Linked DNA regions of Homo sapiens: region 2 is linked to region 1. Evidence: read pairs that join two places in POLR2A ChIA-PET (ENCODE). Cell type or tissue: CD4-positive, alpha-beta T cell. All regions are shown on one strand. Each heading gives the region's core, and the rest is flanking DNA. Links, peaks and the distances in the headings are about the cores only.

Region 1 (5,857 bases), core at 473-5,472:
ATTGCAACTGAAACTAAATTGCAACAATAATTAGAGACAATCAAGTAGTGTGGCAACGGAGCAAATGGACAGGTTCAGGCAAAGTTCTTTTCTTTAGAAGCCCACTCTGAAGACTTTCATCTTGGAGAGGAGAGCAGGAAAGGTGTGGAACAATAACAGGAAAGCAGACTCGACCAGACTCGACACGGCTCTCAAGTTGAAGTCTTCCACCGGTCCAGCACAATACACAGAGATGTTTCATCCCTTTCATCTCTCCTGTTCCAAATGACCTATGATGTGTGCCCCCCATACTTGAAATAAGAAGGCAATCTTCTAATTCTTACTATAGAATAAGTGTCCTAACTGATCGTGAATGCAAGAAATACTGAAGAAAAAATCTGTTTGACATAATCTCTTTTGATTAACACATGGAACATTTAGAAAGGAGCAGGTATGAGCCATAAGATTCCAGAAACTGAAGTGTTTTGTTTTGTTTCGTTTTTGTTTTTGTTTTTTGAGATGGAGTCTCACTCTGTCGCCAGGCTGGAGTGCAGTGGCGCGATCTCGGCTCACTGCAACCTCCGCCTCCCAGGTTCAAGCAATTCTCCTGCCTTAGCCTCCTGAATAGCTGAGACTACAGGCGTGCACCACCACACCCAGCTGATTTTTTTATTTTTATTAGAGACAGAGTTTCACAATGTTGGCCAGGATGGTCTCGATCTCTTGACCTCATGATCCGGCCACCTTGGCCTCCCAAAGTGTTGGGATTACAGGCGTGAGCCACCACACCTGGCCTGTTTTGTTTTTGAGACATGGTCTCACTCTGTTGCCCAGGCAGGAGTACAGTGGCACGATCTCAGCTCACTGCAACCTCCGCCTCCCAGGTTCAAGCGATTCTAGTGACTCAGCCTCTTGAGTAGCTGGGATCACAGGCAGGCACCACCACACCCGGCTAATTTTTTTTTGTATTTTAGTAGAGATGGGTTTTCACCATGTTGCCCAAGCTGCTCTTGTACTCCTGAGCTTAAGCGATCTGCCCACCTCGACCTCCCAAAGTGCTGGGATTACAAGCATGAGCCACCATGCCCAGCCTGAAACTGAACAGTTTATCATTATAACCCAGACCAATACAATCTGTTTAATTCACAGGAAGGTGTGGTGGCTCATGCCTGTAATCCTAGTACTTTAGGAAGCCAAGGCAGGAGAATCACTTGAGGCCAGGAGTTCAAGACCAGCCTGGGTAACACAGTGAGACCCTGCTCTATTTAATTAAAAGAAAAATTATAGTTTCAAAAAAAAAATCTACTGGCCAGGAGCGGTGGCTCACGCCTGTAATCCCAGCACTTTGGGAGGCCGAGGCGGACGGATCACCTGAGGTCAGGAGTTTGAGGCCAGCCTTACCAACATGGTGAAACCCCATCTCTACTAAAAATACAAAAATCAGCAGGGCATGGTGGCGTGCGCCTGTAATTCCGCTACTCAGGAGGCTGAGGCACAAGAATTGCTTGAACCCGGGAGGCAGATGTTGCAGTGAGCCGAGATTGTGCCACTGCACTGCAGCCTGGGCGACAGAGCAAGACTCCATCTCAAAAAAAAAAAAAAAATTAAATTAAATTAAATTTTCTAAAAATCTATTTAATTCACAATTTCTTCTCGTAAGGAAACATTTTGTAGTTGGCCAGAAGACAATATATGGGTTGAGAGATCTTTCATCTTTAAAAGAAAAATTAAAAGAAAGGTAAACGACTGTTACAATTAGCCAAAATCTAACCTAAACCCCAGTCAAAACTGATACACATTTTCCCCATGCTTAAAACAGTGACAAAAACCTGTAAATCACTTTATTTGATAGAAAAGAGTTAACCTAAGTTAAGTAAATAAACCATCATTTCTTATGATGTAGCCAGTTCATAATACACAAATATGCAAAATAAAAATTTTTTTCAATCCAGCTAGTGATCAGTAGATTTAATAAGTCACCATTTTGTAACCACCAAATTCAGTTTGTTTGCTTGTTTGTTTTAAAAAAAAACTTTTAAAATGTTGATCCTCACTGAGGGCACATTTGCACTATTACAGGTACGTGTACTGATACATTGCTAAGAAAAGAGTAAATTGGTGCAGCCCTTTTGGAAAAAGTTGGCACCAGACATCAAGAATTCTAAAAATGTTTATACTCTGACATGTTCATGTCACCCTGAGAATATATCTTAAAGACCACAAAGTGTGTATAATTATGGCAACCTTATGTTCCAGATTTTCTAAGAAGGTGTTCACTGTAAATAATTGTGTTCTTTTCAATAAAGGCAAATCAGTAAGTTAGTAACTAAGTTTGAGAATAATGGAAGTCATCCATATCATAGAAAAACAAAGAAAACGGGTTCTGCATGGGGTCAAACATGCACAGAAGTGTTCTGGTTTCTGTTTGAAATGGAGAGTTGAGGAAAAAAACTCAAACTCACCACATATTAACTTTTTACAAGATGGAACTTGGTTCAATCCATTATTCCCTCCACAGTTGCTGAGCTGCCTCTGTAGGGCCCCAGGCACCATGCCTATTCTGGAGACATGGTGATGAAAAGGCAAATCTTTCTTAAATGCAACAGGCTCCTCTCCCCAGCCCGCAGCAGCACCCAGACATGCCAGTGCCCAGACCTTATTTTTCTTGTTGAATCTTCTCACCACCCACACACAGGTCTCCATGGTACAGCATGACAGCTCTTCCTATAATTCTGATATAAATCCTCCTTTTATCCAGAGTCTTTGGTCACAAACCGTAATACATACATGTGAAATGTTCCCAAATCTTGAGTAGACACTCAAGATTATGCCTGTGAGAAAACTCCTTTCCATGAAAACACAGAAGAAACTACTCTCTTTTCTTATCAAACCCCCGAAGTACCCACCAGGGCATTCGGCATGGGAAATCGGGTTAGAACTGCCGCAAGGCACTGCTCCCTCAGACAGCCCACCACCTGTGGCTGGCATAACGGCCCTGGACTTGCTGCCTGCTTTCCCTCTGTGCCACTAGGCACCCACCCCTGCAGTCACCCCAGCTCCCGAGGCATCACACCATCCACAGACCACAGGGTTAGTCCTCCTGAGGTCCCTCTGTGTGTTATGACACCACACCTAACCCGGCACAGAAACCAGGCTGAACACCCTGACAGTCTCCTGTGGCCCATGAAGATTGGGGGGGCCGCTGGGGGTTAGGGGAAGAGGAGAGATGGAAGGAAGTTACTAATTAAGAGTGATCTTGAAAGCCTCGGGTGCTAAGGGTCTTTTTTCTTTTTACCCCTGTCCTGAGTATTCCCTTATATCCTTCCCTCAAAGGCCAAAGCTAGAGACAGCAGATACGTTTTTATGCAATTGGACCTCAATGCTTCTCGAAATATGCGAATGAACAACTTTCTTGAATGTCTTACCCCACCACTCTTCCTCTACAGAGAAAGTGAAACCTCGTTTTTTTAATTCTTGCTGAAAACACTGCTATTTTAACTTGAAATTTGTTCTTTCTTGTTTTAGATAATGAATTAGTTCTACCTTTCCTGCTTTAGATAATCAATCTGGGAACTCAATGTAAAAATTACATCAAAGGCAAATAAAAAGTAAGGTATTTCAGAAGCTGAATAAGTAAAGGACATTTGCAGACGTCTCTTCCTTTTCATTTGAAAACTCACCTAAAAATTATTTTAAAATTCTCTGTTGACAACTTCCCTAATTGAAGCTAACTTCTTGAAAGGAACAAAAATAAGACATGCATTTGCTATAATGAACATGATAGACTCCAGCAACTTTCATTTTAAATGTTTATATAGAAATTATGCTTAAAGGCCAGGCACGGTGGCTCATACCTGTAATCCCAGCACTTTGGGAGGCTGAAGTGGGCAAATCACCTGAGGTCAGGAGTTTGAGATCAGCCTGGCCAACATGGTGAAACCTCGTCTCTACTAAAAATACAAAAATCAGCCGGGTGTGGTGGCACATGCCTGTAATCCCAGCTACTTGGGAAGCTGAGACAGGAGAATCACTTGAACCCAGGAGGCAGAAGTTGCAGTGAGCTAAGATCACGCCACTGCACTTCAGCCTGGGAAACAGAGTAAAACTCTGTCTCAACAACAAAAAAAAGAAATTATGCTTAAAAAGGAAGTTCATAATTGAATCACGGCAACTGCAGTCATTAGCCCCAAAATGATGACCATTACAGAGCAACAGGATGAACATACTCTCTGGAAAATCCCGCAAATACTCCCTTAAAGTGCATTATATGTGGTTTTCTGTTTACAACCCTGAACATTATTACACAGAAATATATACTGGCAACAGTACACACAAGCCAGGCGCAATGGCTCACACCTGTAATCCCGGCACTTTGGGAGGCTGAGGCGGGCAGATCATTTGAGGTCAGGAGTTCGAGACCAGCCTGGCCAACATGATGAAACCCCATCTCTACTAAAAATACAAAACAATTAGCTGAGCGTGGTAGCACACGCCTGTTGTCCCAGCTACTCAGGAGGCTGAGGCACGAGAATCGCTTGAACCCGGGAGGCAGAGGGTGCAGTAAGCCAAGATCGTGCCACTGGACTCCAGGCTGGACAACAGAGCGAGACTCTGTCTCAAAAAAAAAAAAAAAAAAAAGTACACACAGTATGCATGTTATAAAGAAAATGTATGCAAAATTTAATTTTTACGATTTTTTTCTTTTTCCTGAGCAGAATAGTATTTTCTTAAGTTAATGGTTTGTCTGGTGGGACTCCACAGTGCCATAAACAGTTTTTTTTTTTTTAAAAAAAGAAACCAATAGGCCAGGTGCAGTGGCTCACACCTGTAATCCCAGCACTTTGGGAGGCCTAGGCAGGGGGATCACCTGAGGTCGGGAGTTCGAGACCAGCCTGACCAACATGGAGAAACCCTGTCTCCAGTAAAAATACAAAATTAGCCAGGCGTGGTGACGCATGCCTGTAATCCCAGCTACTTGGGAGGCTGAGGCAGGAGAATTGCTTGAATCTGGGAGGCGGAGGTTGCGGTGAGCCGAGATCGCCCCATTGCACTCTAGCCTGGGCAACAAGAGTGAAACTCTGTCTCACAAAAAAAAAAAAATAAGGCCGGGCGCGGTGGCTCACGCCTGTAATCCCAGCACTTTGGGAGGCGGATGGATCACGAGGTCAGGAGATCGAGACCATCCTGGCTAACATGGTGAAACGCCGTCTCTACTAAAAATACAAAAATTTAGCCGGGTGTGGTGGCGGGTGCCTGTAGTCCCAGCTACTCAGGAGGCTGAGGCAGGAGATGGTGTGAACCCAGGAGGCAGAGCTGGCAGTGAGCCGAGATTGCGCCACTGCACTCTAGCCTGGGCAACAGAGCAAGACTCCGTCTCAAAAATAAATAAATAAAAATAAATAAATTAAATAAATAAACAAACCAGTAAAGATATATCCCACACAGGTGTAGTCTGAACCAAACTGTCCCTATCTAATGAATACAAAAGAGTACTGGAACTGAGAAAGCCTTTTTGTTGGTTTTTGAAATTGTCTTTAATTGGACAGAGAAACTCTAAGACTCTCTTTCTATAGCATATTATCAATGAGCTATGTTCCAAAAGTTTTTTAATACTAAAAGGTAGCCAGGAAATTACAATGCATTTCCCTCCAGAAAGAATTCTAAAGCCGGGCGCGGTGGCTCACACCTGTAATCCCAGCACTTTGGGAGGCTGAGGCGGGCAGATCACGAGGTCAGGAGATCGAGACCATCCTAGCTAACATGGTGAAACCCCATCTCTATTAAAAATACAAAAAAAAAAAAAAAGAAAGAATTCTAAAAACAGTGGTACCTGTCCTAGGCTGATTCACAAAACGTTACCAACTTACGCAGCAGGGAC
Region 2 (5,857 bases), core at 324-5,323, 1.9 Mb after region 1:
CCCTCTGTGGATCATCTCTCTTTCCTCTTCCCTTCCTTTTTTTCCTGATACTTCTGATACTTATTCAAATAATTCATTTTTTTTGTTCTTCAGTCGTCACTTTCATGTTTGATTTCTGAATGCCTCTTTAGGCCTGGCCTCTGTCTTTGCTCAAATTGTGTATTTGAGACAGTCTACAACATCACTCAGGTATCTTTAGATTTGTCTTGTCTGAGTGGAATTCATCCTAAAATTGGAAGCTTTAGATGTACAAGAGATCTGAATAATAGTTTAAAACCATTACCCTCATCTGAAAGATAAGGTGGTGGGGCTGGGACAGAGAAAGTGACTTGCTCAGTGAAATCGACTGCAGACCGGACTCCGGGTTTCTTGGTTTCTTGTTCACTGTAAGGTTTGACCTTAAGCCAGTTTCTTGTCACAACTGTCTCATTTCCGACCATAATACAGAGAACATCACCTTTAAATTGTCCCTCTTTTATCACCATCCACTTAGTCACCAGGTCCTACCCGTCCCTTGTCCGTGTCGGGAATTTGCGCCTTCCCTCTCCTTTCCCACTCCTTGTTCTAATTCTCAGTCTTTATACTTAAGCCTCACTGTCATGCCACTGTTGCCATTAGATTTTCTGCTTCTGACCTTTTTAAGCCTTTTAACCATCCGGAGCGTTGCTGTCAGCACTCGATTTTGACATGACGCCTGCCCGCTGCTTCGTCTTTTTCTATTTGTACCCTATTTTTTTGATGGCACTCGCTACCTCTCACACACTGTGCAGTTTTCGTATTTATTGTGTTTAGGGTCTCTTCCCCACTTGACTGTGAGCTGTAGGAGGCCAGAAATTGTAATCCATTTGGTAACAGATGTACCTACAGCTCCCGGCCAGGTGGTCATCCGCAGTCCACACACGCATTCAGCTCTGGTATACGATAGATGTGTAGTGTAGCAGCACCTGGCGTTTGCCTGTAGACGACACACAGTAGTTGTTGAATTTGTGGGACCCTTGATAATCAGCCCCCCAACTCCCCCCCACATTCATTTCTGATTACTCTGAAGCATAAACCCTCCCCGGTAGCCACAAGGGTCTCCTCGGTCAGGGGAATGGATTCTCCCTGGTCCTAGGGGAGCACACGCTCGTCCTTGTTACCCTCTCTGTGGTGGAGCTGGGTTGCACACTGGAACTTATCCTCGCCGGGGTCAGTGATCCTGGAGGTCGGTTGCCTCCATATTGAGCCCCTAAAGCACCTGGCCCTGGGAAGAGCGTGGGCCCTGGAGCGTGGCCCAGTATTTCCTCTTCTGTTTTGCTGTATCCTGAATTTCTCTTCTTTTTCTTTCATTTCTCAGAGTCCAAGTCACATCCTGCTTCCTCTGGGCTCACCATCTCTGCCGTGTTGCTCCACGGGCCCCTCCTGGCCTTTAGTGCCCTCTGCAGCCTGTGCTCTTCGTCCTTGTGCTGCCCGGCAGCCGATGGCCTTTCCTCCAGGCTCGGCACAGTAGGAAGCGCCAATGTTCCTGATAATCAAATTTATGGGCGTGCGTGTGAGAGAGAGAGAGTGTGTTCCTGCTGAAGCATCTCGGTTAAATCAAAACACTCTGTAATTATTGGGTTCTTCTTTCCTCTTGCCAGAACACTCTCTAATTATTGGTTTCTTTCCTCCTGCTCTTGACATTTGATGTGTCTATTTGCCCTCTCTGTCAATAGTGCTGAGTAGAATACTGCAGGCACAAGTCATGTTTTTGTAACGATTTTCGACAGATTAGCATTCCTTTAAAAAAGAACTTAAGTCGGTTGGGGAAGGGGGTCCACTCATATTACAAGGGGGATACTTTCAAAAATCCTTCAAATAATGGTAAGAGAAGCAGCTTTGCATAGTTGTGAGGGAACCTGGGGCTTACTGGAGAAGTGAGCACACTTCTCCAGGCATGCCATCTGCAGCCTTCCTTTTCTTTCTAGGCTGACCTATGGTCTTCTGGTCACTAGTCATTCCATTTGGCAGTAGAATCACCTTCTCAGTTTTGAAATAGGTGTAACCAGTAGGGGAAAAGGATTGTGGTGTGCGTGGTGTTCTTTGCGCACAAAGATGACCGTGGAATTTTTGAAGGAGGCAATTATTGTCATTGTTTAATATATAACTGGAGGCTTAATTTCCAAGTAGCTGTTGTAGCATTAAATGTCCCTGGCTAGGTGCCAGTAGCTATTTCCATTGTACATTGAATCTATTGCTTCTTTTTAAAATACAATGGTTCGTAGGTTGATTTATCTTTATTTTAAAGAAAGGGCTAATATCACAAGGTAAGTTTTTGAGCAGATACTATATTACGAAGTGTTCTGACTCGGATACTGGAGAGGAACAGTGGCCCTGGATACCTCCTCTGTGAAGGTCAGGTTAAGATCTCTTTATGCTCACAGTATAAAGATTAGGTTTGGCTGAGAGTTACAGGGGAGAGGAAATAACAATTGTGTAACTCAAATTAAAGTTTGTTCACTCACATTAAGATTCCCTAGAAGTAGTCATTCCAAGGCTGTTTAGTGCTCCAGCATAGCAAGGCCTCGGGCTCCTCCTATGTTTACTTTGCTGTGCAAAGGTTCTTTTTTTTTTTTTTTTTTTAAATGGTTACCTCATTGTCCAAGATGGCTGCTCAAGCTCCAGCCATTGCATATATGAGGGGACTTCAAAAAGTTCATGCAAAAAAAGAATTAAAAGATAAAAATAAAAAACAAACTTCTCAGCCAGGCGCGGTGGCTCACGCCTGTAGTAATGCCAGCACTTTGGGAGGCCGAGGCGGGCAGATCACGAAGTCAGGAGATCGAGACCATCCTGGCTAACACAGTGAAACCCTGTCTCTACTAAAAACAGAAAAAATTAGCCGGGTGTGGTGACAGGCACCTGTAGTCCCAGCTACTTTGGAGGCTGAGGCAGGAGAATGGCGTGAACTTGGGAGGTGAAGCTTTCAGTGAGCCGAGATCGCGTCACTGCACTCCAGCCTGGGCGACAGAGCGAGACTCTGTCTCAAAAAACAAACAAACAGACTTCTCAACATAAGGTCTAACAAGATCAAGACACTTTTGTAAATGACGATACCACCCATTTAATCTGTCCCTAAAGAACGGAGGGTTCTAGGAGTTTAACTGTGTCTATACAGTCTTTTTACATTATTTTATTTTTTGAGACAGAATCTCATTCTGTCACCCAGGCTGGAGTGCAGTGGTGCAATCTTGGCTCACTGCAACCTCCACCTCCCGGGTTCAAGCGAGTCTCATGCCTCAGCCTCCCACGTAGCTGGGATTATAGGCGTGTGCCACCACGCTTGGCCAATTTTTATATTTTTAGTAGAGATGCGGTTTCACCATGTTGGCCAGATTGGTGTCAAATTCCTGACCTCAGGTGATTGGCCTCCCCAAAGTGCTGGGATTATAGGTGTGAGCCGCCACGCCCAGCCCTCTTTTTACATTATTAACAGAAGGAAAAATACGTTTCCTGTAAAGATTTTTTAAAGATTAGGAAACAAACAAGTCAGAAGGAGCCAAATCAGGACTGTAAGGCAGATTTTTAATGATTGTTTCCCATGAAAACTGTCACAAAGTTCCCCTTGTTGGATGCTTGTTTTGGATGCGAGCAATGAGCAGGAGCACTGTTATCACTGTGGAGGTGGAGGGGGCTCCCTGGTGACACTTTCCTGGGCATTTTTCTGCTCAAGCTTAGGCTTTCTCAAACACTCGTAACAAGCAGCTGTCATCGTTGTTTGGCCTCCAGAAAGCCAACAAGCAAAATGCCTTGAGCATCTCAAAGAGCGGTTGCCGTGACCTTCGCTGTCATCCAGATTGCTCTTGCTTTGATGGAGCCACTTCTTGGTAGCCGGCGCTTTGATTGTGGTTTGTCTTCAGGATCTGCTGGGAAAGTCGTGTTTCATTTCCTGTTTCAATTCTTCAAAGAAATCCTTCAGGGTCTTGACCCCATTTGTTTGAGATTTCTGTCTAAAGCTCTGCTCTGGTCTGCAGCTCATCTGAGTGCAGCATTGGCAGCCATCAAATGGAAAGTTTGCTCAACTGTAATTATTCAGTCAGAATTGTGTAAGCGCGATGGAGAGGTCTGTGATACTGGCTGTTGTTTGTGTTGTTAATTGTCAGTCCTCTTCACTTAGGGCATGAACTAGATGAAGTCTTGCCTTGCAAATTGGTGTGGTTGGTCTGCCACTGAGAGTGTCATCATCTTGGCCCTCCTTAAAATTAATTGTCCACTTGAAAACTACTGATTTCTTTGGTGCATTGCCCCCATCAACTTTTTGTAAAGCACCAATGATTTCACCATTCTCCCACCCAAGGTTCATTATAAACTTGATGTTTGTTCTTGCTTCAATTTTAGCGGAATTTGTGTTGCTCTGATAAGGGCTCCTTTCAAACTAATATCTTATCCTTCTTACTGTCTCAAACTAGATCCTGTTTACACATGTTATGGAACAAGTTAGTATAAGTTTATTTTGGGGCAAAATGTTTTTTGAAGTACGTGCATAGTTTTTTTTCTTGAACATGAAAACCCTTTGTACATTTCACCTTTCCGGAAAGAAGAAGTAGGGAAGAAGACCCCACTGTTTTCCTTTAAGGATGTTTCTTAAAAGTTACACTCAGCACTTTCACAGGGAGGCTGGAAAATATCTAGGTGACCCTGTGTGCAAATGAAGAACTGGGGATTCTAGTTATGGAAGGGTGGGGTGGATACTGGGGAAAACGAACAGCCTCTGGCATAGGCGCCATCCTGGCTGATGCTGAGTTTCTTCTTTTCTACCTGAGCTTAGCTAAAATCTCGCCACCACGCCCAGAAGAGAATGCATTTGCTTTGGAGTTTTCTGTAATCCTTCTGAATTGGTTCTAAATTGGTGGCCGGCGCCTGTAGTCCCAGCTACCTGGGAGGCTGAGGCAGGAGAATGGCATGAACCTGGGAGGCGAAGCTTTCAGTGAGCCGAGATAGCGCCACTGCACTCCAGCCTGGGCAACAGAGCAAGACTCTGTCTCAAAAAAAAAAAAAAAAAAAAAAAAAAAAAAAAAAAAAACAACTTCTCAACATAAGGTCTAACAAGATCAAGACACTTTTGTAAATGACAATACCACCCATCTTGGGATATGATCAAATATACACTAAGAATATGGAAATGAATCGTCCTGACGTGGAGGTAGAATACTCAGGTGACCAGTTGCTTCCAACTAGGACTCAGTCACCCCTGGCTTCAGAAGGGCAGGAGACACGCTGTGAGAAGCTGTGAGAGTGTTGGAGATTTAGGATGATTCTCAGTTCGCAGATTCTTTGTTCAGCTATGTCCAGTCTGTTTTGAAGCCTTTCCATTTTCATTTTAAGTTGTTTTTTTTCTTACAAATTCTGTATAGTTATTTATTTCTGATTTGGATGTCTGAAGTCTTTTTGTATCTGATTCAGCTACAGTTTTTGTTGGCTGTTCGTCATGGTGCCTGTTTCCTAATGTCCTTTTAAATTTTGACAGTTATTTTCCTTTGAAATTGAAGTATGTGAAATCTTTGAAGCTTGGGATGAAGTTGGCTTCTTTTAGGACTATGAAGTTTGCTTCTATCAAGTGCTTACAGGTCCTGACAGTCTGAGGTTTTCTATCACACCCGGGTCAAGGCCAGCCATCCCTCCTCTCTGTTTATTACTAGGCTGAGGGGCAGAAACTTTTCCTTGCAGTGCCCCGGTGGGGTGGGTTTACTTTCGGGTAAACCTTGCTCTGCGTCTGCAGCCCTCTGCACACCCACTCTTCTGGAGGGATGCCCTCCCTCAGACACCATGCCAGCACGGGCCTTGGGCGTTGCCTCCTGCCCCTCAGGCCGCCCATGACTGCAACGCCCCACTCCAGTTC

What was found. Peaks named below come from ENCODE experiments on the same cell type or tissue, not always from the same donor. Only the 100,000 strongest peaks of a DNase experiment are listed, where the experiment ranks them.
Region 2: POLR2A ChIA-PET joins it to region 1 with 7 read pairs; 2 of 35 experiments call an interaction of 5 or more read pairs at or near these places.

What each region holds. Positions count from the first base shown.
Region 1 is chr17:78,772,062-78,777,918 of GRCh38, forward strand. All of the region lies in intron 1 of CYTH1 (cytohesin 1), which reads right to left. Among named protein-coding and RNA genes, the nearest start is that of CYTH1, 7.3 kb to the right of the region's middle. RefSeq lists enhancers at 2,508-3,009, 5,822-5,857. In CD4-positive, alpha-beta T cell, for the core only: no CTCF peak of the experiment used is centred there; DNase peaks (open chromatin) are centred at 900, 2,597, 3,100 and 4,200; H3K4me3 peaks cover 3,809 bases; H3K27ac peaks cover 4,623 bases.
Region 2 is chr17:80,669,785-80,675,641 of GRCh38, forward strand. All of the region lies in intron 3 of RPTOR (regulatory associated protein of MTOR complex 1), which reads left to right. Among named protein-coding and RNA genes, the nearest start is that of RPTOR, 130 kb to the left of the region's middle. In CD4-positive, alpha-beta T cell, for the core only: no CTCF peak of the experiment used is centred there; no DNase peak of the experiment used is centred there.